Regions from separate parts of the Mus musculus genome. Here regions 2 and 3 are each linked to region 1. Evidence: chromatin loops called from intact Hi-C (ENCODE). Cell type or tissue: heart. All regions are shown on one strand.

What was found. Hi-C counts contacts between places; a loop is a spot of excess contacts. Peaks named below come from ENCODE experiments on the same cell type or tissue, not always from the same donor. Only the 100,000 strongest peaks of a DNase experiment are listed, where the experiment ranks them.
Region 2: it touches region 1 in a loop (3-fold over the local background); 2 of 42 quality-filtered maps call a loop at or near these places.
Region 3: it touches region 1 in a loop (4-fold over the local background); 12 of 42 quality-filtered maps call a loop at or near these places.

What each region holds. Positions count from the first base shown.
Region 1 is chr8:119,775,301-119,783,300 of GRCm38, reverse strand. Meak7 (MTOR associated protein, eak-7 homolog) reads left to right here and starts at 4,885. Exons shown (of 8, transcript NM_028883.2): 1 at 4,885-4,941. In heart, a CTCF peak has its summit at 3,753 (motif pointing right); DNase peaks (open chromatin) are centred at 430, 3,770, 4,840, 6,200 and 1 weaker place; H3K4me3 peaks cover 1,854 bases; H3K27ac peaks cover 2,303 bases; H3K27me3 peaks cover 790 bases.
Region 2 is chr8:119,883,650-119,891,649 of GRCm38, reverse strand. No RefSeq gene overlaps it. Among named protein-coding and RNA genes, the nearest start is that of Usp10, 23 kb to the left of the region's middle. In heart, CTCF peaks have their summits at 4,322 (motif pointing right) and 5,174 (motif pointing left); a DNase peak (open chromatin) is centred at 5,819; H3K27ac peaks cover 827 bases; H3K27me3 peaks cover 769 bases.
Region 3 is chr8:120,067,027-120,075,026 of GRCm38, reverse strand. No RefSeq gene overlaps it. Among named protein-coding and RNA genes, the nearest start is that of Zdhhc7, 30 kb to the left of the region's middle. In heart, a CTCF peak has its summit at 3,156 (motif pointing right); DNase peaks (open chromatin) are centred at 1,996, 2,566, 3,156 and 6,976; H3K27ac peaks cover 785 bases; H3K27me3 peaks cover 975 bases.

The DNA.
Region 1 (8,000 bases):
ATACAGAAACTATCTGCAGCTGGCAAATCGCAGTCAGCTGCTGTGGACAGTCTGAAGCAGCCCCATATCTCACACCTGGGATTAAAATGAAAACATATTTTCATATTTCTATGTTTTTCAAAGAAACCAAAACTCCAAATTAACCACCACACTGCCATGTGGGTGCTGGGAATCAAACCCGGATCCTGTGGAAGAGCCATTGCTCCAACCCCACCTTCTGTACTCTTTTTAAAACAAACTATCACAGCCATGATTTGAGACCTGAGGCTGGCATCGAACCCTGATCTACCCGTGTCATCTTCTGAGTGCTGGAATTACAGGCATATGACATCAGGCCCTGCAAAGCCAAGTTTTTTGCTTTTTAAAAGACAGTGCTGTAGTAATTTATTCTGCAGCAAGCATGCGCGCCACCTTGTGGACACAAGGCTATATGGCATTGTTGTACCCAGGAAGAGCTCTCCCAAATGTTTGAGGGGCAGAAAGTGGAGGGGTCTGTCACCTGCCCTCTGGTGACTCCTTATACAGGGGAGGAAACCTTCTGGAGCAAGGTCAGGACTCCTGAGCAGCAGCCTCCGTCTGTACCTTGAGTTAGACACAGAGCTGATGCATCCTGTTGTAACTGACCTTAGATAGCATTTGGGGAATAGCTTCATTTCTTGCCATGTCCCCCAGTCTTGTTTGGGGATGACTAGGACCGACTGCCTCTCCCTTAAAGAGTCCCCCATCATCACCCCCACCTCCATTCCCACCACAAGACTTTTCCTATATATTTTTTTCTGTCAACCTGTAAGTAGCCAGTTCCAGAGTCACTACATTGATAGCAATTCCAATCCATTAAGATCTACAGCAGGCCAGGTGCAGGGTCTCCCCTTTCTTCCCCTGAACCCCCAGAACATGTTTTTGTTTTTATTGATGTTTTGTTTCATAGTACTGTTTACTATTTGATGGTGTTGGGGTGTGTGTGTGTGTGTGTGTGTGTGTGTGTGTGTGTGTGTGTGTGTTTTGTGACAGGGTTTCCCTGTGTAGCCCTGGCTGTCCTAGAACTCACTCTATAGAGCAGGCTGGCCTTGAACTCAGAGATTTACCTGCCTTAGCCTCCCAAGTGCTGGGACTAAAGGCATGGGCAACCACGCCCGACTGTTTGTTTTGTTTTGTTTGTTTCTAAGAGATCTGTTACATTCCACACTGCCTTCGAACTTTTCACATAGACAAGGATGACTCTGACCATCCCTCCTCTATGCTCACAGTATCAGGAGCTGGGTTCTCCTGAGATGCTCTCATCTCTAGGTCCTTGTCTTAGGGTGTTACTGCTGTGAACAGACACCACAATCAAGGCGACTCCTATAAGGACAACATTTAATTATAGCTGGCTCACACGTTCAGATTTCAGTCCATTATCATCAAGGTGGGAGCATGGCAGCATCCAGGCAGGCATGGTGCAGGAGGAGCTGAGAGTTCTACATCTTCATCTGAGGGCTGCTAGCAGAAGACTGGCTTCCAGGCAGCTAGGATGAGGGTCTTAAAGCCCATGCCCACAGTGACACACACACTCCAGCAAGGCCACATCCACTCCAACAAGGCCACACCCACTCCAAGGCCACTCCTCCTCCAGCAAGGCCACACCCCCTCCAGCAAGGCCACACCCACTCCAAACAAGGCCACACCTCCCAATAGTGCCACTCCTAGGGCTGAGCATATGCAAACACTCACACTCCTGGACTCAGTCCCATCCACAGAGGTCGTTGGCTATGGGAGGTGACATGCATATAGGAGCTAGGGATTAAGGCAGAGCCATCTTTGAGAGCATGCAACTTTGCTCTGTCTGAGCCTGGCCCAGGTCTCCCTCTGCCTCTGACCTCATGGTCTGCTTTGGTCCCCTCCTGCTGGCCTTATGCTCCCAGATTCCACATGGCTGGTGGCTTCCCATTGAAGCCAATGGGCTCTCACTATTTGGCTCCTACTGCAAAGGTCCCTTCATGGACTAACTCTAGGCAGCAGGCGTGCCTGTCTCACTTTGAGCAGTTGGTCACATCCTGATGGCTAGGTGCTGGCACCTGCTGAGGGGACAGAGGCAGGGCTGACAGGTGCCTTTATGGGAAATAGATAAGAAAGTACAGCCAGACCAAACAGTCACAGAGGTAATGGAGACGCAGAAGACAGCTCAGGGGTCACGGAATGGGAAGGTCTGACTGAGGCAGTGTGAGACTGTTTGGCTCAAGGGGGGAGCTGGGCAAGGAAAGGCTGAGGAGTTCCAGGCAGTAGCTGAGGCTGACTGTCATGAAGGGAGGAGGGCAGCCCTGGCTGACATTAGAAATTTGATAGCAGGTGAGTTTGAAAAAAAGGGGGAGGGGCATCTTATGAACCTCAGAAGGAAGCCTTGAGAGTCTTTCAGGGAGGGTTGTCATGGTGACAGTTTTGTTAGGGTGGCTCTGGCCACTAGACACAGAGTTAGGATGGCAGCCGGCCAGGCAGGGTGGTCCAGTGGGCAGAGCAGTAAGACATATGCAGGCAGCGGCCAGGAATGAGGGTGCAGGGAAAGAGACCTCTCCCTACAGTTTTCACACCTGGCTCTGATACCTTGAGTTGTGATCCTTGTCCTACGTAGCAGAATTCTCCTGCCAGGGCTCTGCCCAGCAGAAAGATGTCCGTGCTGGGTTACCTGCTTCAGAGTGGGAGAATCCCAGGACTGAGCCATTCTCAGATGCCTTTCTCAGAGGTTCCTGACACTTCGAGTGAGTCCCCTACTCACCGCGGGGAGATCTCACAGGACCTCTAGAAGCAAGGCTGAACAACGCCTGTCATCCCAGCACCCGGGAGGTGGTGGCAGGACTTAAAGTTTGGAGACACCTCATCTCAGAACAACAGCAAACACTGAAAAACCACAGGGTCAGGCTCAGTGGGTAAAATAGCTTGCCACCAAGTCTGATGACATGAGTTCAATCCCAGGCACCCACAAGGTGGAAGGAGAGATTCAACTCCCACGAGCTGTCCTCTGACATACATGCTGTGGCATATGATGTGACAGTAGCTACGAGCTCCAAAAATCCAAACCCACAGAGCATTCCCTTCTCTGGAAATGACTGCCAACCCACCATGTCATGTTACAATGGAAAGAGCCCTCAGTTTGGCACCAGGACTGCCTCTGTCCCAGCTGTGTGTTCCTGGGAAAATCACTTAACCGCTCTGAACCCTAACTCAGCATAGGGCCCTGGCTTCCCATTATGAAAGGCCTGGAAAGGTGGTTGAGCCGTGACAGGGAAAGTAGCATGCTTGGATGAACTCTCAACCCTAGACATCCAATTGGATCTTTATAACCTAACTGGTTTCTTGCTAGAAGCCCCTGAACCTCAGCTCCTCTCCATGTCACTCGCCCAACCTGCAGCATATATCCACAGCCACACCTCCGTCCTACCCTCTCCCCTTAGTTTATACATGCCAGGTGGGAACTGAATGAAGGAGTAGGCACTAAGGGGAGGAAAGGAGCCTGACACATTTTCATATGTCACAGACTGGTGACCCATGATGCCCTGGAGGACTCAAAGGCTGTCCTGGCTGCCTCAGCCTCACTCCTCCATGATGGCCCTTGTAGCCCAACTTCAGCTCGAGGCTCTGCCCACTGACTGGTCGTTTTCCTAGGGGCTCATAGGAGGGTGGTGGTGGGGGATCAAGTCAATTCAAGGTGTCTTGGTGTTAAGATGGCCGTGGAATGTTGGGAACAAACGCTAGGTGGAGCTTGGCTGAGCGAAAGGCAGATGGCTTCTGGTGGACATGTGACTTCAATCCACTAGGGGGAGCTAGCTGCCCGTTTTCTTTTGCTGTCTCTCTTCTACTCGCCTTTTCAAAACTTCCACTCTCTGTATCCCAGGCTGGCCTGGAACTCACTGTGTAGACCAGGCTGGCCACAAACTTGCAGCAATGCCCCTGTCTAAGCCTCTTGAAGTGCTGAGATTACAGGTGTATGCCACTACACTCAGCCGGGCTGGTGTCACAATAATTAAATAATAATACTAATAATACTAATAATAATGTGTGGTGTTTTGCTTTATGTGCACCGTGTGTGCAATGTCTCTGGAGGCCAGAAGAGGGCGTCGGATCCCCTGGAACTGGAGTTACAAGCAGGCCTGAGCTGAAGTGTGGGTTCACCTGTGTCCTCTGTTAGAGCAGCAAGTGTTCTTAAGGACTCTGCCACCTCTCCGGCCTCTGGTGTCATTTTTCCAGCTACAATTTCAGACAGCAGCTTCTGTTACTTTGGGGGGTTGGGAGGAGTTCCTCTGTGCCACTCGGACGGTGGGGTTTGCAGGCAGCGACAGTGGGTTCGTCTCTGCTGAGAATTCTGGGACCTACCTCTGTTGTGTCTGTCTCCGACACCAGAAAAGGCCCGGTAGGGCTGATAGCAAGCTATCCCACTCCTGGGGACAAGACCGGCCGGCATCTGCTTCTGTGTGTCAAGTGCTCTATTGGCTAACGCAATGGACTTCAGGAGGTAAGGAGGTCAGATTTTCCACCCTAGTTCTGGGGGGCGAGTCCCAGCTCAGGCCTTCTGTTCACAGTGCCCCTGTTCCCAGCCTCCCACATTGCTCCCTTCTATCCGCTCCCTGCATTTAAACCCCCTGATCCGCTTCCAGCCCTTCAGCAGCTTCCTAGCACCTCCTAAAGCCCAAGTTCTCCTTCAGCCTTTGCAGAACCTGAGCAACTGTCAACCATCCCCAAGTGTTCCGCTGTTACAGGCTCAGTTCTTCGATCCCAGGCTCCGCCCACTCCCCGTGAACTACAATCCCATTGGTTAAGATCTGACTCGGGCTCCACCTCTCAGTAGCCCTTTTCCAATTGGTGCTCATGACCGTCCGTCAGCGCCGTTGCTAGGGAAAGGGCTGGGCGACCCGGGCAACCTTGCTGCCCAGGACGTACCGGAAGGAGCTCGGTCCCTGTAGACCAAGGCTGGTGAGCCGGAGGGAGGGAGCCCGGGCGAGGCTGGGCATAGCTCAAGGAAGGAAGGAAGACCTTCGGGGTGGCCTGAGCAGCCCCCAAGGAAGCTACTGTCTCAGGCTACTGTCAGAGAAGCAGAGAGTGCCTGGGATGGGGTGAAGCTGGGCTCTGAAGGGATCCGTGGGCCTGCCTTGTTTTCCGAGACGAACCCAATAGAGTTCCTTCAGAGGCAAGCTCAAAACCAATTTAGGGGGAGGCGAGGAAGGTGCCCTGGCCTGCACTCCTGAGGGGGGCTGGGACAGATGGAGGGCTGCCAGCTGCAGACCCAGTAGGCTCCAGGACTTGGACATGGGCTTGGTGTGGCTGTTCTGATGGGGTGTTGACCCCAGGAACCAGACAGTGTGTCACGATCTCTTGGAGGCCCCATGGGAAATTGTCCGAGGCACACTCCAGCCTGCCACCAGGAGCTTGGGGCTGCAAAGAGCTGGCTCGCCACATTCTTCGTGACACAAGGAGCCCTTTTTATTCTCCAGGGTCCATCTGTGTTTGTCTTTGGTTTCTGGAAAGCAGAACCAGGTGGCGATGTTAAACGATTCACCCAAGCTTATTAAAGCACGGCAAGCTAAACTCCTTTTAAGACCATGGGTTAGTGACTTGGTGATGGGACTTCACTGTTGGGGAGAGGGCCCCCTCCCGAAATGGATCACCTGGTTGGGGGGAGGAGGAAGGACGTGTTTAGCTATTAGGGGCAGTAGAGTGTTGAGGATAGACTGTTGCGGAGACTGGAATGTTCAAGGAAGCTCACTGGTGGGTTCAGGAGACTTGGATCTGGTCGGGCAAAGGCTTCCCCTTGATTGTGCCCAGGTGGGAAAGCCCATTGTTATACAAAAACTGTCTGGAATGGCCACCTGTGTATGGATTGAGACTGTAGAGCTCATAGGCCCTGTGTGGAGAATGGTCAGGGCTGTGGGTGACCTTTAAAGGGTCTCTCCACATCCCCCCCACCCCCCCACCCCCGCTTTCTGATAAGAAAAATGGCTTTGATCCTTGGCAAGTGTCTCTTTTGGGTCACAAGGCTGATACTCACTGCTACAAGTGACCTTACAGTCACTGAAAGATGTCTTCACCTAAGAAAGGTGGACATAGTTGCCAGGGGAAAGCTACCCCATGGACCAAGGTGTCCCCATGGAGGACAGAACCTGCCCCTGACACATGCAAGACCTTTCTCCGGGAAGCTGACAGATTGCTGGCCCCATGACAGAGCTTGCAGCCTAAAGGGAGAGCATGGGCCCCCCCGAGAATCATTCTTGCTGCAGCTGTGTGGAGACAGGCGGCCTTCCAGCTGTAGCGGCTGGGCTGGTACAGGGTGAAGAGCCATATTCTCAAGGTCTCTCCCCAGTCCTCCCTGAGCTGTGGGCTCCAAACCTGCCCTTCCCCTCCCCCTGCCTTCCTCACAGAGCAGCCAAGCTCTGGCTCTGTCCTGGCATCTGGTCCTGTCCTGTACTGCCCCTGGCTTGTTTACCATTCAAGGCTTGGTGTTTAGCATTTACTTTCTCAATCAATCTCTGCCCCCTCCACTGCTGTGGCTTAGTACTAGCAGGCCGTGGGGTATGCAGCTGGCATCACTGTGCAGGGGTGGTTCGTGCATAGTGGGGCAGGTAGTGCTGACCATGGGGATCTCGTGGGGTCAGGGTGGATTTAAGCCCTTGGGGGCTACTTAGGACCTGGTCGTGAATTAGCACTAGGAAACCCACAAAATGGAAGGAGAGGATGGCATCTACCTTTTCTGTCACTGTGACCAAACACCTAACAGAAGCTATTTCAGAGGGAAAAGATTGATTTTTGGCTCACAGTTTGAGGGTACAGCTTATCCCAGAGGGGAAAGGATGGAAGTAGGAGCGTGAGGCAGCTGGTCACACTGCACCCACAGTCAGGAAGCAGAGAGAGAGAGAGAGAGAGAGAGAGAGAGAGAGAGAGAGAGAGAGAGAGAGAACGCACATGTGAGCGAGCGAGAGGGAGGGAGGACCGCTGGTGCTTGGCTGCTTCTCCTTGTTATTCAGTCCAGGCCCCCAGCCTAGGGAATGGTGCCGCCCACAGTTAGGGTGGGTCTTCCTACGCCAATCCACCTAATCTCAAAAATCCTCCACAGACCCACCCAGAACCGGGGTCTCCTAGGTGGTTCCAAATTCATAAAGTTGACCGGCAAGATTAGCTGTGACAGAGCGCAAACCATCTCCTGAGAGGCTGCAGGGGACACCACACATCAGTACACCTGTCCTGTTACCTCGGGCTAAGGCACAGGAGAGTGGTCTTGGAGCAGAGTCCCCTTTTGGTGGCCTTCAGATCAGAGTCTGGAGTCAGGCATGGTCTGAGGGAAGGGCGTTGGGGTCCCCATGGAGAACAGGGAAGGACAAGGAGAGGGAAGGGTTCACTCCCGGGTGGGAGACTACCAGGGAGGTCCTCAGAGGAACCAGCTTGTGGCACTTGGCAGAGTCTTGCTGGCGTCGGGACCTCAGTAGCACCAAGCTCGTGGTCGGGAGGGCAGGGTGGCACAGGGTCTCTGCAGAATCTCGGAGGTGAGGTGGGAGAGGGGAGGTGTTTTCAGGAAAAGTTGTGAATGCCAAACAGTTGGAAACAGGAGGTAGAGAAGGATACCGAGGGCTGACAAGGAGGAAGGACACCTCCCTGAGAAGGTATGTCTCCCATCTTACAGGCTTCAGGAGCTTGCTGGGGTAGGAGCAGCCACCAGCAGCCCTCGAGCTTCCATCCCTGACAGGAGGCTAGCGCCTGCAAACCATTCCCTTGGTAGATTTCTTGAGGCACAACCGTCAGAAGCCCTCAGGCCTTCGGATGCCTGCTTGCTTCTAGATCGATCGATTGAGAGAGAGAAGACCTTACTAGGTAGCCCAGGATGGGCCTTGAACTCACTACCCTGCCACAGCCTCCCAAGTGCCCAGCTACGGGTGTCACCACCAGGCCAGGCTTCCTTCAGATTTTCTAGAATGGGATGCAGGATGCTCTGAGGCTTAAAGCCCAGCCTGCTGGTGGAATATCATATGTCTGGATGTATTGCC
Region 2 (8,000 bases), 110 kb before region 1:
GGGCAAAAAGGCCAGCTGGGATGGCCCCAAAGTATGGGGACTAAGACTGTACCGATCCACAGGGACCGACCCGGTGACCCGGTTCTCTTTGACCCGCCAGGTCCTCAATATAGGGCCCCGCGTCCCCATTGGGCCTAATCCCGTGATCACTGACCAGTTACCCCCCTCCCGACCCGTGCAGATCATGCTCCCCAGGCCTCCTCAGCCTCCTCCTCCAGGCGCCGCCTCTATAGTCCCTGAGACTGCCCCACCTTCTCAACAACCTGGGACGGGAGACAGGCTGCTAAACCTGGTAGATGGAGCCTACCAAGCTCTCAACCTCACCAGTCCTGACAAAACCCAAGAGTGCTGGTTGTGTCTGGTAGCGGGACCCCCCTACTACGAAGGGGTTGCCGTCCTAGGTACTTATTCCAACCATACCTCTGCCCCAGCTAACTGCTCCGTGGCCTCCCAACACAAGCTGACCCTGTCCGAAGTGACCGGACAGGGACTCTGCGTAAGAGCAGTTCCCAAAACCCATCAGGCCCTGTGTAATACCACCCAGAAGACGAGCGACGGGTCCTACTATCTGGCTGCTCCCGCCGGGACCATTTGGGCTTGCAACACCGGGCTCACTCCCTGCCTATCTACCACTGTGCTCGACCTCACCACCGATTACTGTGTCCTGGTTGAGCTCTGGCCAAAGGTGACCTACCACTCCCCTGGTTATGTTTATGGCCAGTTTGAGAGAAAAACCAAATATAAAAGAGAGCCGGTGTCATTAACTCTGGCCCTGCTGTTGGGAGGACTTACTATGGGCGGCATAGCTGCAGGAGTAGGAACCGGGACTACAGCCCTAGTGGCCACCAAACAATTCGAGCAGCTCCAGGCAGCCATACATACAGACCTTGGGGCTTTAGAAAAGTCAGTCAGTGCCCTAGAAAAGTCTCTGACCTCGTTGTCTGAGGTGGTCCTACAGAACCGGAGGGGATTAGATCTACTGTTCCTAAAAGAAGGAGGATTATGTGCTGCCCTAAAAAAAGAATGCTGTTTCTACGCGGACCACACTGGCGTAGTAAGAGATAGCATGGCAAAGCTAAGAGAAAGGTTGAACCAGAGACAAAAATTGTTCGAATCAGGACAAGGGTGGTTTGAGGGACTGTTTAACAGGTCCCCATGGTTCACGACCTTAATATCCACCATTATGGGCCCCTTGATAATACTTTTATTAATCCTACTCTTCGGACCCTGTATTCTCAACCGCTTGGTCCAGTTTGTAAAAGACAGAATTTCGGTAGTGCAGGCCCTGGTTTTGACCCAACAGTATCACCAACTCAAATCAATAGATCCAGAAAAAGTGGAATCACGTGAATAAAAGATTTTATTCAGTTTCCAGAAAGAGGGGGGAATGAAAGACCCCACCATCAGGCTTAGCAAGCTAGCTGCAGTAACGCCATTTTGCAAGGCATGAAAAAGTACCAGAGCTAAGTTCTCAAAAGTTACAAGAAAGTTCAGTTAAAGATTAACAGTTAAAGATTAAGGCTGAATAATACTGGGACAGGGGCCAAATATCGGTGGTCAAGCACCTGGGCCCCGGCTCAGGGCCAAGAACAGATGGCTCTCAGACGTCAGTGTTAGCAGAACTAGCTTCACTGATTTAGAAAAATAGAGGTGCACAGTGCTCTGGCCACTCCTTGAACCTGTGTGTCTGCCAATGTTCTGACCAGGTGTGTGCCCATTGTTGAACCTTCATTAGACCCTCTCCTCGTACCCCTCCCATACCCATTTCTTGAAAATAGACATTGTTTAGAACTAAAAAGTCCCACCTCAGTTTCCCCAAATGACCGAGAAATACCCCAAGCCTTATTCGAACTAACCAACCAGCTCGCTTCTCGCTTCTGTAACCGCGCTTTTTGCTCCCCAGCCCCAGCCCTATAAAAAGGGTAAAAACTCCACACTCGGCGCGCCAGTCCTCCGATAGACTGCGTCGCCCGGGTACCCGTGTTCTCAATAAAGCCTCTTGCTGTTTGCATCCGAATCGTGGTCTCGCTGGTCCTTGAGAGGGTCTCCTCAGATTGATTGACTACCCACGTCGGGGGTCTTTCAAGGTGAGCCCAATGGATTCTGGGAATATGGTGGCCGTTGTCTTGGCAACAGGTGTGTAAGTCACATTGTCACCTATGTGATGTCACAGGTTTTGGAGGTCTTGGTACCAACAATAGTGACTAGGTATTTTTGAAAGGTATACTTCACCATATCTAGTGCTTTTATTTTTAATGATTTTTAATTTTTTAAATTAAAAAAATTTTTTTTCGAGACAGGGTTTCTCTGTATAGCCCTGGCTGTCCTGGAATTCACTTTGTAGACCAGGCTGGCCTCAAACTCAGAAATCCACTCGCCTCTGCCTCCCAAGTGCTGGGATTAAAGGCGTGCGCTGCCACCACCACCTGGCTTTTTTTTTTTTTTTTTTTTAAATAATGTTTTCTTACACTGGGGATTGAATCTAGGTTCCTCAAGCATGCTTGACAATTGTTTTACCCCTGGGCCATGCCCCCTCCTCAGCCTCCTTTTACTCTTTTGAGACAGGGTCTCATTAAATTGTCTAGGCTGACCTTGAACTCATGATATGACCTAGGCTGATCTACAACTCGAGATCTTCCTGCCTTGGCAGGTGGGCAGAGTAGCTGGGATGACAGGCTCTGCGGCACACCTCGCCTGAAGTAGCTACCTCCATCATTACTATGACCTTGACTGGTTGGATAAGGTAGGACATAAGACGACTGTCTGGCACAGTGAGGAGAACGAACACTCATTGTCACAGCAGAGGCGTGGCTCTTTCTGAGCTTCGCTCATGCCTGGCGTGTGCTGAGAGGTTAATCAGAGGGGACCGTGACAAGCTAGTTCTGGGGCTTCCAGACAGATAAACATCTTTTTTCTAACTGGTTTGTGACATGGATTGTTTAGTGCCAATTTAAAATGTTTTCATCGATGGAAGTTTAAAAAAAAAAAAACAAAACAAAACCGTAATTACCGCTTGATGAATCATTTCTGTGCTGTGCCTGGTCTGCGACTAAGTAAAGACAGTTTGCATGTGAGGTGCTGCTGCTGTTAGCACTGTACGCTTTGGTCATACAAGAGGCGGAGATTCTGGGCAGAGTTTTATCTCAAGGGAGAGCGAGCATCTGCTACCTGCCAGTAGCTACCCCCATCATTACTATGACCTTGAATGGTTGGATAAGGTAGGGCATTGGGGCTCCATCTTACCTACAAAACTCCAGTTTCATTAAATTTTGTTGTTGTTGTTATTTTGAGACAAAGTAGTTCGGACTAATCAGGAACTTGCTATGTGGACCAGGCTGGCTTTGAACTTAAAGCGATCCACCTGCCTGTGCCTCAGAGTGCTAGGATTCAGACCACCAAGCTGGGCTTATTCACTTCAGAGCGCTTATGAATATTGATGAGCATCTTCTGGCCCAAGCCTCCTCCAGGGACAAATGGAGCCATGTGGTTTTGTTCTGTGGTGGCAGCAGGATGGGAAGGGAATATGTTAAAGGCTCCTGAGCCCCAGACAACCTCCAGTTCCTGCTACAGGGCCACTCTGTTTATATGCCTGCTAAGCTGCCTCTGGGGCACCTATGGCAGAGGCTAGCTAGCATCCGTGGGAGTAGCATTTCTGTATACTAGACACCAGGTACATACACAAGTCACACACAGGGACATAGGGACACTGCTCCTGGCCACAGATGAAAGCCAATCTCAGACCTCATCTCTCTTTCTTCAGCTTAACTTCCTCTGGCCCTAACCACCGAGTCAGTGGGCATGTAGGTGCATGCAGGGAGTCACTCAAATCATAGCCCTCACCTTTCAAGACCCCAGTGGGCACCCGAAACCTCCAGAGGCACCAAACTCTACATTCGCTTTGATTTTGCCTGCACTAGAGACTATGAAAAGGTCTAACTGATAAATTAAGACATGGGAAAAATATCAAGGGCAGTAACAAATAGTAAAGTAAGATAATTATAAATCACACTAATGAGAGTTTCTTGAAACTGGCAAAGATGAGCATGGTGCTGTGGCCAAGTGGATCCATAAAATGAAAACATCACAGATGCATCAAGCCAACCAGAAAGCTAAATCTGCACCATCGAAAGCTTGACCTTGAAACTGTGCCAGCCTGAAGCTACTGAGCTGCAGGGATTGGTTCTGAGCAGTCTGTTTGTGGCAGCTTTCTAGGTAGGTGACAATTACTGAGTCTTGGACACACACACACACACACATACACACACACACTCTAGGCAGTTGTGAAGGTGTCTGTGGCCATGAGTGCAGTGCCCACAGTGGCCAGAAGAGGGCATCAGATGATTGCCCTGGCTTTCCTGGTTCCTGATGGGATGGAATAGCTCCTGACATTAAATGGAAAGAGGGGGTTGTGGTGAGACCCAGGGCCAAAAGAACATGACAAATCCCAATAAAGCCAGGCATGGGGGCTGGAGAGTTGGCTCAGAAGCTAAGAACACTTGTTGTCGCAAAGGACCGGGGTTTGACTCTAGCACCCACATGAAGTCTCACCACTTCTCAAGCACTAGCACCAGCGTACAGACACACACAAACACAAAAAATTCATAAATTCATACGCTTAAGACAATAAAATTTAGAAGAAGAAGAAGGAGGAGGAGGAGGAAGAGGAGGAGGAGGAGGAGGAGAGGGAGAGAGAGAGGGAGAAGGAGAGGAGGAGGAGAGGAAGAGGAAGAGGGAGAAGAGGAGGAGGAGTAGGAGGAGAAGAAGGCAGTAGCAGCAGCAGCAGCAGCAGCAGCAGCAGCAGCAGCAGCAGCAGCAGCCAGGGGACTGGAGAGATGGCTCAACAGTTAAGTTCACTGACTGCTCTTCCAGAGGTCCTGAGTTCAAATGCCAGCAACCAGATGGTGGCTCACAACCATCTGTAACAGAATCCAGTGCCCTTTTCTGGTGTGTCTGAAGACAGCTGCAGTGTAGTCATATACATTAAATAAATAAATAAATAAATAAATAAATACATCTGTAAAAAAAAAAAAAAGAAAAAGAAAAAAAAGGCCAGGCAGGGGGCCAGAGAGATGGTTCAGTGGTTAACAGCTGTTGCTCTTCTGAAAAGACTTAAATTTCTAGGTTCCCAGCACCTGCTCCAGGGGAAATCTGAGGCCCTCTTCTGTCCTCTATGGGCACTGCACTCAAGCGCACACAATCACAGAAACACACAAAATACAAACAAACAAATAAAAGTATCTTAAGGCAGGGTGGTAGTGGCACACACCCTTTATCCCAGCTATCAGAAGACAGAAGTAGTTGGACCTCTGAGTTCCAGGCCAGCCTGGTCTACAGAGGGAGTTTCAGGACAGACAGGGCTACACGTAGAAACCCTGTCTCAAATAAACAAAAAATGAATGAATGAATGAATGAATGAATGAATGAATGAATAAAAAGAAAAATGTATGGTAGTCCACACCTGTGATCTCGGCACTTGGGAGGTTGAGGCTGGATGGCAGGGAGCTGGAGGTCTGTGGGGGCTAGCTACTGAATGAGTGGCTAGGCCATCCTGGGCTGGAGTTTTGTAAAACTGAAACCGGAGCTAGACTTTGAGCTGTGGGCAGGGGTGACGGACAGAGACTGGAGACCAGGTCTCTTGAATGCTAGCTGGGAGCACAAGAGCCTCAGAAGTCAGGACTGTATTTTTTAGCCCCTTTGGATGTCTGAAGAGCCTATGCAAGGGCTCAGGGGGATGAATCACAGGCAGAGGCAGCCTGATAAACTGGGAACAAAGCCAGAGCTTGTCGGAGCTTAGCTCAAAGGGCCTGGGCCAGACCCCAGGGCTTCCTGCTGTGTCAACAGGAAAGGGCAGCCAGAGCTGTCTTCCTCCCCAGACAGCAGGTGTGAGCTCCTGAGGTCACTGCAGCATCAAGCCAGGACTCGCCAGCTACCACAGCAGCCTGGGCTTACCTAATAGAAAGACTGGACTTTGATCGGAACAAACCAGGCATGGCTGTTGGCTGTTGGCTGGGTATCAAGGAAGGGCTGTGGGTCCAGAGAGGTTCCCTACGGCATGAAGGGCAGGGAGAGTGTCCCTAGCCCAAGCTGGTCCAGAACTGAGGACTGCAGCTCTACACGGCCATCTGGATGGACGAAAGGTGTCCTAAGGCAGCCATGCAAGCTCCTGTTTAAAATGTTATTTATTTATTTTGGGGGAGAGGCACAGGCCACACCATGTGCCTGTGGGGTTACAAGGACAACTTACACAGTTGTTTCTCTTGCCACCATGAGTTCCAGGGAGCAAACTTAGATTGATCCCTTAGGTTGGTGGCCCTTACCTTGAGCCATCTTGCTGGTCCCCTTGTTAGAAAGAAGTCTTTGGGGTCGGAAAGATGGCTCAGAAGGTAAGAGCACTGACTGCTCTTCCAGAGGACCCAGGTTCAATTCCCAGCACCCACATGGCAGCTCACACCTGTGCGTAACTCTAGTTCCAGAGGATCCGACACCCTCACACAGACATGCAGGCAGGCAAAACACCAATGCACATGAAATTAAAAAAATAAAATAAAATAAATATTTCAAAAAAAATCTCAAGTCCTGGCTTGCAACCTATAGCTCTTTGGAGCCAACAGGATGAGGAGAATCGGGTGTGATTTTGCTTTAATTAGCTTAGTTCTGTAAATGGCCTTTTGAGAGATAATTCACACGCTATTTTTTCAAAAGATTTAATATATATATATATATTGATTGTAGCTGTCTTCAGACACACCAGAAAAGGGCGTCAGATCTCATTACAGATGGTTGTGAGCCACCATGTGTTTGCTGAGAATTGAACTCAGGACCTCTAGGAAGAGCAGTCAGTGCTCTTTACTGCTGAGTCATCTCTCCAGCCCAATTCATATGCTATTTAATGAACTCTTTAAGTGTATAACTTTGTGTGTGTGTGGGGGTGTGTGTGTGTGTGTTTCTCTGTGTAGCCCTGGCTGTCCTGGAGTTTGCTCTGTAGAGCAGGTTGGCTTTGAACTCAGATATCCACCTGCTGCTACTGCTGGATAATGGGATTAAAGACGTGTGCGCCACCATGCCTGGCTGTCAGCTGTCTGTGAGATAAGGGCCATGCTTGAGTCAACCTCTTTCCCATTGCTAGGCAATATCGGAATTCCCTGCTTGTGGCTTTAGCACCACCATCCAGCCAGAAACGGCACCATAATCCCTATATTGTGATATCTTAAGTGTACATCAGGGCTACCTGGAATCATGTTAAAACAGTTTGCTGTGTTTTTAATTTAGTGGGTCTAGGTTAACACTGCTGGCCCATAGCCTGTAGAATGAGAAACACACTTTTTTTTTCTTTCTTTCTTTCTTTCTTTTTTTTTTGAGAACATGATTTTAATATTTTCAATTGTTTATATTCAACAAACAGAATAATTATTTTAAGATATATTTCATTGTTATGTCTCCCTTTATATTTCTGATTTTATTAATTTGGATACTGTCTCTGTGCCCTCTGGCTAGTCTGGCTAAGGGTTTATCTACCTTGTTGATTTTCTCAAAGAGCCAGCTCCTGGTTTTATTGATTGTTGAGTCTGTATATAGTTCTTTTTGTTTCTGTTTGGTTGATTTTAGCCCTGAGTTTGATTATTTCCTGCCCTCTACTCCTCTCGGGTGTATTTGCCTCCTTTTGAGAAACACACTTTTTTTTTTTTTTTTGAGACAGGGTTTCTCTGTGTAGCCCTGGCTATCCTGGAACTCACTCTGTAGACCAGGCTGGCCTCGAACTCAGAAATTCGCCTGCCTCTGCCTCCCAAGTGCTGGGATTAAAGGCATGCGCAACCACCGCCCGGGGAGAACCACACTTTTTTTTTTTTTTTTCCTTTTTTCCGGAGCTGAGGACCGAACCCAGGGCCTTGGGCTTGCTAGGCAAGCGCTCTACCACTGAGCTAAATCCCCAACCCTGAGAACCACACTTTTAAAGGATCAATTTGCAACAAGCCTTGTGCACACTGGGCAAGGGATCTACT
Region 3 (8,000 bases), 290 kb before region 1:
TCGAGACCCTGATCTGCCCCCAAAGTGTTAGTACCTCCCCTTGGTCACTAAGATCTGCAATTGAGGGATCTAGATCATAGCTTCCCTGTCCTGTTGTCCCTAGACAGAATCTCCCAGGACAGGAGGTCTCAGCATGTTTGTTTTTTTAAATAACTGGAGTGAAGTTCACATGGTATAAGAGCAGCCATTTTAAAGTGATAACCTAGGGAGCAGGGGCTAGAGAGATGGCTCATCAGCTAAGAGCCATCTCTCTTAGATGCTTTTCTCGAAGGCCAAAGTTCAATTTCCAGCACCCACGTGGAGGCTCACTTCAGTTCCAGGGAATCCAGCACCCTCTTCTGGTCTCTGCAGGCACCAGGCACGTGTGCCAAGAAAACTCTCATGCACATAAAAATAAGTTTTAAGGGAAAAAAAAAATGACCACCATCGGTGGTGGCATACACCTTCAATCCCAGCACTCGGGAGACAGAGGTAGATGGATCTCTGAGTTCTCGTCCAGCCTGGTCTACAGAGTGAGTTTCAGGACAGCCAGGGCTGCGCAGAGAAACCCTGCCTTGAAAATCCAAACATAAGATAAAGATGAAATGACAGCACAAAACATTGTCATCCCCTGGAGAAGACACTCAGTTCCACCGTCAGTGCCCGAGGAATGCCTGCCGTAGGCTGCTACGCTTCAGGCTTGGTCTTCACTGCAGCCTTCAGACTGGGGCTCCAGGGAAGTGCCTATAATCTGATCCCATGACCTTTAAGTGGGTCTTAGTTGGAAGGGGTGCCGTTGTGTCCAGCCTTTCCACGTGTGTCCTGAGCTGCCACGAGGCCTGGTGCTCAACTCTCTCACACTCTGCCCAAGCTGCTGCTGGGCCAACCCTCTGAAGCAGGAGCCCAAATCAGTTGTACTTATGTATTTTCAGACAGGGTCTCGTCAGGTATCCCTCCATGGTCTGGAACTCACTGTGTAGACCAAACTGACCTCATACTCAGAGAGCCACCAAATACTCCCCAAGCCCTAGAATTAAAGGCACCCTGACCCTCATTCCTGGCCAAATAAGCCTTTTTTCCTGTGGACTGTTTTCCTTGGGCATTTTGTCACAGTGACAGAAAGCTGCCATTAACCCACAGCCCTCCTCATTCCAAGGCTCAGGTGAGGCTTGGGACGGACAAGAGGACAGGACAGAGGCGCCTTGACCGAATGCTCCAGGTCAGCACTTACCCACTTCTGTCCTAGCAGGGCAGTGAACCCCCTTTTTCTCAGAGCAGTGGGGTTCAGTGGCTCAGGGTTCCCACCTCCTCAAGCTTGCTAGATGGATCAGCCCATCTCCCAGAGACTTGGTGTTCTCAAGGGTGAGGCCGGCATCGCAGGACCGGCACCAGGGAGCTGTGGTTGAGTTTGCTGTCATCAATGTAGGGAAAGCCCATGACCATGTAACCACCAGTGCTCAGACTCAGGGTCCAGCACATCACCCCAGGGCTGACTTCCTGGGTATGGGTAGGGCCCATTTCTGCTGGAAGCCCTGTGCTTCCCTGCCCCAGCGTACACACTACCTATATTCCTGGGCCCTTGAGTCTTGCCTGCCTCCACCATCGAGCAAGCTACCTCCTTCCTCTCTGCCGTTCTTCGTCCCATACCCTCTGACCACGGCTGGTGAAGAGGCTCTCCCACAGGAAGGCCTTGGGCGTTTTATGAAACCCACCTGGCAGCCTGGGCTGCTCCCCCCTCCCACCCCCTCATCACATGTGTGAAGGTCCCTTGGCTAGTTGGTTCTGAGAGCCCAGGTTTGAGGAGTTAGGGTCAGAACTTCTGGGGTCTGCCGTTCTCTGCCAACCGCAGGTAAACAGAATGGAAGCCTGCTGGCCTTTGGCATTTCTTCTAGAAGCAGAGGCTCTCACCAAAGCCAGTGTTCCCAGCCATTTCCACCTTCCTGCTGTTTCTGATTCTATCCAGTGAAACCTTGTGCGGCCGAGGAAACAGGCAGGCCTGCCAAACCCCTACTTCCCAGTGCACAGTCCAGGGAAATTTCCACAGGCCCCGCCCTCTCCCTCTCCTCAACTCCAGGCAGCCCTAGGCCTTCCGCTGCCCACCAGCATGGCTCTTATAGGTTCCTTTTTCTGGGTTGTTTTCTTCTGTCAAACCCAGAGGCCCTTGGGTATCCTGCTGGCTGGGTGGGGTGACTTGACCCTGGTTTAGGACCGTCGGGGTCAGCTTGGGAAAGAGCCTAGCCTGTCACCCTGTCCTGGCTACAGCCCCCAGCACATCTGTTCTTGAGAGTGCAGTGTGGTAGCAACCCATTTGTCCCCCTATCCAGTACCAGCATGTCTGTCTGACTCCCTTGTGCACGAGGACGGATGTGTATCCCTTTGGTACTCCTAGGAGGGATGCAGGGGAAGTCGTGGAGTCTCTTAAACCTTCACCACAGAGGACACTGAGGGTAGGAGGGGAAGTAGACCAGGTCCTGGCATCAAAGGAACTAGGTCTTGGATCTATATCCAAGCCCGCCTGCCTAGCTTTACAGAAGGTCGGACTGGTTCCAGTTCCAGGTCTCTGGGGCAGCAGAGCGGCAGATAGAGATCTTTTGCTTGAAGCCGGGCTTTGAGGACATGCCAAAGCGTGACTAATGCCTCCCTCTCTCAAGCAGCGATAAGCATTTGCGACTTCAGACAGAGCCAGGCCTGCCTATAAGAGGGAGGGTCAGCAGGGCCTGGGGTGGCTAAGAGGCAGGTTGCCCTCCTGTTAGGTGGAGAGCTCAACCGCTTCTTCATTTGTCTGTCTGGACATAAACCATACACATGTGTCTAAAGTCCGAGGCTCATAACCTCTCCAGAACGGCTTGGGAAGGTAATTACATTCCACTCATCCCTTGCTCAACTTCAGAGGGCAGAGCAGCCAGGCCTTCTGTCTGTCTGGGAATGCTCAGGGCAGCTGAGGAGTACAGGCTGCCCGGAGAGTAGATTGGCGCAGTTCTCTCAGTTCTCTCTGCAGGTAAGGTGCAGGTGTTGCCTTTGTGCAGAGGCTGCCTCTGTGAGCCTTGCTCACCTGCCATCCCTGTGACAGCATCTCTGTGACAGTATCATAGTGGTGAAGGCCAGTCAGTCCCCATGCAGGCAGCCTTCCTATGGCCCAATACAGCCAGCGTTGAGGGTGCACTACCACATACAGCCACCAGAGGGCGGGGTTCAAAACTACATTGTCCCAGCCCTTGGAGAAGCCTTCCCTAGCTTGGGGTTGGGAAGTTGGGGGGAAGGAGTAGAAATTTAGAAATGCTAACCTAGAGTCTTTTCTCCTCAGCTACCTCCGTGTTCTGTGTGGTAGCAACACTGGCTTTCAGCAGGCATGGGGCTCTTATGTACAGTGTCTGCTTGCCCACGGGGCACCAGGTTTCCTTTAGGTTTTACTTTGAAGATCAGCCCAGATGGAGTCTCTCAAAACACCCCCAGTGAAGTCACATGGGTGGGTGTCATGTCCTCTCCTGGCCTGTCCTCAACCTGGAGAAGAACACAGGACCTACAGATACTTACTGTCTCAGCCACAGAGAGTGGGCAAGTTTGGGGGTGTTTCCAGGTGACACCCCACTTTCTGCCTGAGGCAGGAATAGTGAGGTATGGGGCCCAGGATCCTGGGCTGAGGAAGGCTGCTTGGTATCATGGTCTAAGGACAGCTGGAGCTGCTATAACACCAAGCTCATGTTGGGCCCACAGAGGTCAAGGGGACAGAGCCTGCCAGTCACTGTACAGGTTTGTGTTCCTACCATGCTTGACACAGTGTCTGGGAAGCCACTATTAGATACTCATTAAGAAGATAATTTTGATCTATTGGTTTTTTTTCTGTTTTGTTATTTTGAGACAGTCTCTTGTAGCCCTCATGTAGCTGAGGCTGGCCTTGAAGTCCTGTTCCTCCTGCCTCTACCTCCCAAGTGCCAGACTGCCAGTGTGTGTTTCCATCTGTGCAAGATGATACTGACTTATAGAAAACATTTTTATTCATCTAAGAACTAATAACTTTATTACATCAATTGATCATTTAATATAAAAAATGTAATAAATTAACAAATACAAATGGGTGATTGAAGGGTTTGGAGATGACCTCTCATGCACACTATTTTCCTGGAGACACAAGAAGCAGGGGCTTAACTGAGGCAATGGAGGAAGGGCAATGGGTATGTACCTCCTCTGTTAGGGGCCTCGGTGGCATTTGAAGATGGCCAGGGAAGTCAGGAGATGGACAGTGAGGTGAGAGGCTGGGGAACGCTGTGCTGGATGTACAGGACAGAGGGAAAGCTGTGCTGGGTATGCGGGACAGAGGGAAAGTTGTGCTGGGTATACAGGACAGAGGGAAATCTGTGCTGGGTATGCGGGACAGAGGGAAAGTTGTGCTGGGTATACAGGACAGAGGGAAAGCTGTGCTGGGTGTACAGGACAGCATGCACCAAACTTAAGAACCTTTTCTTTTCTTTTTTAAAACTGAGGCTAAGAAGCTTGCCGTACTTGCATGCCTCCCAGTGAGCGGGCAGATCTAGTTTTACAAGGTAGCCATTGTTGCCTTCCACCAGCCTTTTTCTCTTCTTTTCTTTTCTTTTCTTTTCTTTTTTCTTTTCTTTTGTGTGTGTGTGTTTCTGGAGGGGTTGGTTTTGTTTGTTGTCCTATGGACCTTGGATGTTGCACCTGCCCAAGATACAGCACTTGTAAGCAAGGCAGCCAGGAACCGCTCTTAGCTAGCATCCCACTGAGAGTTCACATGGTTTTTGTCTTAGTCAGGGTTTCTATTCCTGCACAAACATCATGACCAAGAAGCAAGTTGGGGAGGAAAGGGTTTATTCGGCTTACACTTCCATACTGCTGTTCATCACCAAAGGAAGTCAAGACTGGAACTCAAGCAGGTCAGGAAGCAGGAGCTGATGCAGAGGCCATGGAGGGATGTTCTTTACTGGCTTGCCTCACCTGGCTTGCTCAGCCTGCTCTCTTATAGAACCAAGACTACCAGCCCAGAGATGGTCCCACCCACAAGGGGCCTTTCCCCCTTGATCACTAGTTGAGAAAATGCCTTACAGCTGGATCTCATGGAGGCATCTCCTCAACTGAAGCTCCTTTCTCTGTGATAACTCCAGCTGTGCCAAGTTGACACAAAACTAGCCAGTACAGTTTTATTTAAATTCAAAATGGCCAGTCTGGTTGAACTGACAATCAAAGTGCTTGCCATTTGTACCCTTCACTGTCTGCTCTTCCTTTATGGAGGATGATGGGATAAGAATCCGGTTGAAGACCGAACTTGGTCTGCACTGACTTCAGTAGCACTGAGTCACTCAGATTTCTCTATCCAACAATCTCCATCTCAGCATCTACACATCAACACCCCAGCCTCAGTATCCCCACCTCAGCATCCCTACCCCAGAACCCCCACCTCAGCACCCCACCTCAGCATCCCCATCTTAGCACCCCACCTCAGCATCCCCACCCCAGAAACCCCACCTCAGCATCCCGCCTCAGCATCTCGCCTCAGCACCCCCCCTCAGTACCCCGCCTCAGCACCCCAGCCTCAGCATCGCCACCCCAGGAACCCCACCTCAGCATCTCGCCTCAGCACCCCCCTCAATACCCCACCTCAGCACCCCCACCTCAGCATCCCCACCCCAGAAACCCCACCTCAGCACCCCACCTCAGCACCCCACCTCAGCATCCCCATCTTAGCACCCCCACCTCAGCATTTCCACCCCAGAAACCCCACCTCAGCACCCCCCTCAGTACCCCACCTCAGCACCCAACCTCAGCATCCCCACCTCAGCACCCCCACCTCAGCATCCCCACCCCAGAAACCCCACCTCAGCACCCAACCTCAGCATCCCCACCCCAGAACCCCCACCTCAGCATCCTCACCCCAGGACCCCCACCTCAGCATCCCCACCCCAGAAACCCCACCTCAGCACCCCGCCTCAGCATCTCGCCTCAGCACCCCCCTCAGTACCCCACCTCAGCACCCTGCCTCAGCATCCCCACCCCAGAACCCCCACCTCAGCACCCTGCCTCAGTACCCCGCCTCAGCATTCCCACCCCAGAACCCCCACCTCAGCATCCCCACCCCAGGACCCCCACCTCAGCACCCTGCCTCAGTACCCCGCCTCAGCATCCCCACCCCAGAACCCCCACCTCAGCACCCCACCTCAGTATCCCCCTCAGTATCCCCCAGCACCCCTACTTCAGCACCCCCACTTCAGCATCCCCACCTCAGCACTCCCCTCTCATCATGACTGGCTTCAAGCTGTCTCAGTTTGGTCTCTGAAACCAAGGCATTCACTGGGACTTTGCCCTGATCCCCCCATAGCTGACAACAGTGTCTAGCAGTTGCATCACAGGTGCTGGGCACCTGTGGATATCTCTGTGGCTTTTGACTTCCACCGTGAGTGTGCTACTCACTCCGGATGCTTTAGAGGAAAGCAATTACACCAAGGGTGGGCTCCCTGGTGTGTGGCACGTGTGAGCTCTGCAGTCCCAGTATGAGGCCTGAGAAAGAAGAAAAAGAAAGACAAGCACCTTCGTAAGTTCACCCTGACAAGGGAGAGGAAAACACCCGGCTGCCTCTGTCAGCACCGCACAGGATGACTCTGTGGCATCAGCTTCCCCTTGGTAAATGTCACGGGAGCATAAGTCTGGCCTGCGAGATGTGCTACAGATGAAGGAGATGGCACAGTTCCACACCCCCGCCTGGCACAGAGGCCCTGGGGTGCACAGGTGGGCTCGGGGCCATCGCAGCATCGCATTAGCCTCATGCCTTTCTGGTCAGGTGGGTGAGGAGGAATTGGAGACAGAGAAGCCTGTGCCCAAGCTCAACAGTGCCGGAAGGTCCCTCCCAGCCTCTGGACTGCAGCCTGGCCTCCTGCTTGCCTCTTGTTAACGAGCAGAGTGGCAGGTGGTGGATTGCTTACAGATCACAAGGGGCCAAAGGCAGCTAAAATGAGCCAGTGGGGCCAGGACCTCATTTAGACAGATGTGTGGGATGACGTTGGATCCAGGCCACAGCTGAGTGAGCAGCAGGCAGGAAGTTGATCGGGGTTGTTCCAGGCTGGACAATGTCTTCCCGAGTGGAACTTAAATCCGCTCGGTGAAGAAGACACAGTACTTGGAGAGAGGCCCAGGTCTCCAGCCAGTGACCCTGGGCTACACATAGCCTGACCCAAATAGAACCACAGGAGAACAGGGCTGCAGCAAGGCTCGGCCACAGAAACTTCCAGACCTTGTCCAGACCAGGAGGCAGAAGGACCCTGCTTCCTTTCTCTTCTTTCCTTTCTTTCTTCCTTTTTTGATAATTTTTGCATTAGTTGATTTTTTTAATCTCTGTGCCCCCAGTGCCTGACCGAATCAAGGGAGAAACAGTTGGTTAGACTCATGGAGGCTTCCAAGGGCTTCCATCCATCACATGAGAAGTCATACTTGGATCATGGCTGTGGGAGGCCACGGGGAGGCTCTTCACATCACACTGACCAGGAAGAAAAGAGGACAGGAGGCCAATAGGGTGGTGTGCTTTTAAGGCCATCCTCCTACTTTCTCCAGGTCAGCTTGCCCCTAAAAGCTCTACCACCTCTTCATATTAGTGTCACTAGCTGGGAACCCAGCACTCAGAATGAGGTAGCATTTTAGGTTCAAACCAAACAGTCGCTTTATATTTTGATATTGTATGACTTCCTGAGGCAATGTGAACAAATATCCATTCACCCTAGATATGGCACTGTCAACAGATTCACCAAAGTCTAGCACGGTGAACCAGTGAGATTTCCAGGGTCACAGGAGTATGGGTGACTCAGGTAGCTGCTACACTGAACAGCTCAGCATGGGTGATGCCTCCAAACTGAATTCTGGGTTGGGGTTGGGGCCCTGAGCAACTTGCAGGCAGCTCTGCGGAAGAGTGTCCTCCAGCAACTGTGTGTTGCTCATATAAGCATGGGGTGGAGCCTTGGGCATCTTGGAACTTTCTAAGCTTCTGCCATTGAGTCTTAGGAGCCTCCATCTTCTGTGGC